Regions from separate parts of the Homo sapiens genome. Here region 2 is linked to region 1. A link is a loop called in an ENCODE intact Hi-C map of the cell type or tissue named here. Cell type or tissue: Calu3. All regions are shown on one strand.

Region 1 (2,500 bases):
CCACGAATCAAGCAACTAAATTTAATGAGAGCTTTAAATGTAAAATACTTGTGTTTAATAAAATAAAAATATGGTTCTGCAGCATGTGGCCCAGCTCTGGTGAAACCGTGCCAGGCCAACAACCAAAACAGGCAGCACACCATCAAGTCGGATCATGATTTAAGCATCGTCAGATGTTGACTTGGAACCGTTTACTCGTAAGACCCCAACAGGACATTAGAATCAATGCCTAGTTATGTATTTGTCCAAATCATTCTTAAAATATGAGGTCAATAAAATAATGTCTTTGTGCTCAGTCTCACAAATTCTGAGTACTGGGCCTTTAAAAAAGCCTGATGTGATGGGTAGCTGAGTGGTGAATTGTCACATTGCCAACACCTGTCTATGGAGATGCTTTTTTAAATTATTAAAATTTCAGAGAAAATTAACAGGTAGGTCTAAACATGAACAGAACTAACAGATTGTACTTAATTCATATCCACTGGATCTTCATACTGCTAGTAACTCTTCTGGCAGACACCCATGAAATGCATAATAAATTACTTTTGTTCCAGTAAAGGAATTCGTTTTCTTCGAAGATTCATTTAGCAATAACCTTTCAGAGCAATCTAAGCCAGATTTCTTAAATTTGGCCATGTTTTCCCGTAACATTATTTCATGTTTTCTGACAATTTTGTATATTCTTATAGAGGCGTTGGGGGGGCGGGTGGGAGAAAACTGCAAAGAATCTGTAATTTGCAAAGAAGAGCTGTATTCTGGGATGAGGCTATAAGAAATGGTGAATAACTTCTGCCCACACTTATTCTTTATCCAGTATTCTGGCTATCAGATAGTGATAATGAGTCACTTATTAAATAAACCACAATTCTGTGATAAATTATGTGGACATATGTTACAAACTATTTAAAGCTTTACTGTTTCCTAATGTACAAAGCCATTGGATATTGATGTAGCACACAATGCATTTTTAAACTACTTCTTACCATCCTCCCTGTCACACACACACACACACACACACACACACACACACACACACGAGATTTAAAAAAAAAAAAAAAGGAAGTCTAGAAAAAGCCTTGAGATCAGAATGAAAGTATGCAAATCCGCATGCTTGAACATTCCCTGCCGGGGTGACGTGTGACTTTCACGCAAAGGCCAATGTGGTCAGACAAGAACGTGAGTTATTAGAAGGGGCTGTGAACATAGAAAGAAAGGGAGCCTGGCACATAGGGAGCATGAAGATAAAATGCCAACAAAATATTTATGTTCATGGCTTGTAGCATGTGGCAAGTGGGATATTAATAACTGTGATGATTGGTCAACTCCCTGGGAGTGGTAACAGCCCTGGACTGGGAGGCAGGAGACGTCGGTTCCAGTCCCGGCTTCAATACTGGCTTGTTTTGTGACCTTAAGGAGTCACTCCGGATCTTGGTTTATAAATGAGGCAATAATAATACCTAACCACATAACTCTCTCACAGACCCTTTGGGAGATTAATGATTTTTTAACCCCTTTGCTACTCATTTAGAAAAGAGTGTTTTGGACGATAGACTGAAAAAAAAAACAGGCACTTCACTATTAAGAAATGCTTTTTCAGTAATTTCTTCATAAACATTCATTGAAGACAATTTTAACATTCTGAAAAGTTCCAAAACAGCATTTGTTTGTGTATGGATTTAAATCGCAGCATTAGAAGGATTTCAGTATGGCAATCTTGTGTTTCTCTTAAAAGAACCTTGTTATAACCACATTAGGTATGTCAACAAAAGTAATTTTTACTACTTTTTTTTTAACTTAATGTTACCCAACTGCCATATTCTTAGTACCATTACACATTTGATTTCTAAGTATAACATTGATAAGAAAATTTGCATTAACTGTCTTAAATACATTCTTGGTCAAGAGCAAATAACTTCTCACAGTTTTCCCACCTGTTTCAGTGGGAGGATATGTGATGCTAAAATTATTAATCAAACTAGTCCAATTTCTTTAAGAAAACATTCTTTCTTCTCTCTGAAGATTTCAAAGAAATGAACTAATATCGCATATTAATCTAACACGCTGTAGTGGCAACAACACTGACCGCATCAGCCAGACCTGCGGCCAACGTGAAACCACGCGTCTCAATTTGACACGTGACCTTGGAACTGTTCTTTACCTTCTGCATCTCACTTAGAAGGAGGAGTAAAAAATAAAATGTATCTAAAACACCTGGCACATAAAAGGTACCTGATAGAAACTAATTTCCTGCCTCCCTATGTTCACTATCTTATAAGTGAGTGAGTATTAGGAAAGGGAAAAACTTCCTCAAAGCAAGATCACTATGAGAAAATCGAAGACCAATCCACCACTGTTTGGCTCTCGAGTCCTCTAGAAGCTCTGTGGCATATTCAAGTTAAAAATGAAGCACTAATTTTCTGCTCCAGCCCCAGCAGGCTCTTGCATCAGAGCTCGCCTTCATACTTTCCTCTGAGCAACTTAACAGTATAAGCACAGCATA
Region 2 (2,500 bases), 240 kb before region 1:
ACTGATCCAACTACAAGACAATCTCCCTTTGGGGTGTCCCGATCCCACTGTGAGGTATGATCCTCTCACCCAGAGCATGTCTACAGAGCATCAAGTAACAGGATGGCTGAGAAAGTCCACATTTTATATGAAGCTTTTCTGTTTTAAAAATCTTTCAGCACTGTGTGTGCATACAATCATTTTTAATTATAGTTTTTAGCTCCTAAAAACTATAATGCATATATATGCTTTGGGATTATAGCCATCTGTTCTAAGTCTCACAATATATTCCAGATATAAAAAATAAAACATAAAACAAAATTTGAAGAAGTCAAGCCAGAGTTTGTAGTTGCATAAAAAGTCTCTTACTTGCTTGATGAATGATAGTGACTTATGGAATTATTTAACATCTTCATCCAGGTGTTTTTTTTTTTCCCATTAATAATAGTATAGCAGCTCAGATAGTTTACCAATCTAAGATCATTTTAATGGTGATGTGTTACTTTTCTCTTGCTTTGGATATTTAAAGCAAGATTTGCAAAGTTGTTTGTTCGTTTGTTTTTGCAGTTCCGTACTTTTTAGTCTTTGGGATGCCCCTCATGAGCAAAGTGTTAAAGGAGAACCCTGTTTCTCTATGTAATTGTAAATGCATAAGCTTGTAGCATCTCAGACTTAGAACCACATTGGAAATCTGGTCGGCGTCCCACGGGGTACAGGAAGCCTCCAGGAGGGGTCCCTGACAGCAGTTACCAGATTCTTCTTAGCCACTTCTGACAACAAACTGCGGAGGCTTAGCCCATCTTTTAACTGCTCTGATTACAGCTCCCAGGGAGGAGACAAACCTTTAAGAGGTCTTCCTAAACCTAAGTGTCCCCCTTGCAGGTCACTTCAGGATATAACTGAATCCAAATTATTAACTAAAGATGTAACGTGTTTTCTCTACTCCCAACCGCTCTCCAAGAAATGTCTTGACTTGCAGCTGCTACCAGAAAGAAAAAGCGAGAACGCCGGTGGCGCCTTCTCACGGACTCTATCAGAGCATGGATAGATTGTGTGCCCTGGGGGGCTGATGTGGACAGGAACACCAGGTTCTCCCTCGTTTGTTCTTTATCTGTACTTACTGCACGTTTTTCTGCCATGGACTTTTTATTATTCTAAATTGTGAGTGAGATAATAGTTGGTTTCTCAAAGTGCAAAGGCTAAACCTACTGATAAACTTCAGCCGCTACCAAAGGATAAACGCCACCCAAACTGCCAAAACAATCATGACCTCACTTCCTGCATGGAGTCTGAATGCTTCACCAGAAACTCAGAGAACCCGGCAGGCAAGGCTCTGGCACGGGTCACAGGCAGAGATCAATGAGTCATCCAAGCCGTTCCTTGGCCAATTCTTTTAAGGAAGGAAGATATGGAGCAAGTTATTTTGCTCCATCTCCCGTATCACTACTTGTGTCTCGGGAGACTTTGCTATCATCAAGCCTTTCAAAGAGATGAGTTTGATTCCCACTGTTCCTACCAGTAAAATTTACTTGTGGGATTTTCTAAAAGTCTGGGCCAAACATCAAACAACTTAGACGTTCCTATCCTCCCCAACGAATGGATTTTCAGGTCTGGTGTGAAAAACCTCCATTTGGGGCCAGGCATGGTGGCCCATGCCTGTAATCCTAGCACTTTGGGAGGCTGTGGCAAGCAGAACACCTGAGTTCAGGAGTTTGAGACCAGCCTGCCCAACATGGCAAAACCCCCGTCTCTACTAAAAATGCAAAAATTAGCTGGGTGTGGTGGTGCATGACTGTAATCCCAGCTACTCAGGGGGTTGAGGAAGCAGAATTGTTTGAACCCAGGAAGCAGAGGTTGCAGTGACCTGAGATCGTACCACTGCACTCCAGCCTGGGAGACAGAGCAAGGCTCCATCAAAAAAAAAAAAAAAAAAGTCCTCCATTTGGGGTGTGGTGGTGCATGCCTGTGGTCCCAGCTACTCCAGAGGCTGAGGTGGGAGGATCACTTGAGCCCAGGCAGTCGAGGCTGCAATGAGGCATGATCACGCCACTGTAATCCAGCCTGGATGACAAAGTGAGACCTTGTCTTAAAACAACAACTGAAAAAACACCTCCATTTGTATAATAGCCAGACCAGAAAAGGATACATTTAATTTGCAATACTAATTAGAGTTTTCTAAGATGAATATTTAAGACTTCCTGAAAGCATTGGCTTGGGAGTTTCTGAAGGTCTGAAAAAAAACCAGTAGCATTTGTGCGATTCTTGAAGTTCTAATGGTCCTAAAACAGATAAAACCGTTCCCAATGCCCGATGGGCTGTCAAATTGCTCCAGGGAAACGGAACAAATATTGTTGGAAGGGCCACGATGGAACAAGTCTTGTTGGTTCTACAGACACAAAGTTACTAAGGCCTTGACCTATCTGTGATTCTCAAACACAGTGGGAAGGACTAAAAGAATGCACAGGATCCGAGGGAAGCCCAGAGGAGAGCCCTGAGCCCAGCCCCGCCTTGGAAAACAGGG

The links. Peaks named below come from ENCODE experiments on the same cell type or tissue, not always from the same donor. Only the 100,000 strongest peaks of a DNase experiment are listed, where the experiment ranks them.
Region 2: it touches region 1 in a loop (2.5-fold over the local background); 2 of 110 quality-filtered maps call a loop at or near these places.

What each region holds. Positions count from the first base shown.
Region 1 is chr18:22,189,569-22,192,068 of GRCh38, reverse strand. All of the region lies in intron 6 of GATA6 (GATA binding protein 6), which reads right to left. Among named protein-coding and RNA genes, the nearest start is that of GATA6, 21 kb to the right of the region's middle. In Calu3, no CTCF peak of the experiment used is centred here; a DNase peak (open chromatin) is centred at 1,148.
Region 2 is chr18:22,431,578-22,434,077 of GRCh38, reverse strand. No RefSeq gene overlaps it. Among named protein-coding and RNA genes, the nearest start is that of CTAGE1, 15 kb to the right of the region's middle. In Calu3, no CTCF peak of the experiment used is centred here; a DNase peak (open chromatin) is centred at 1,307.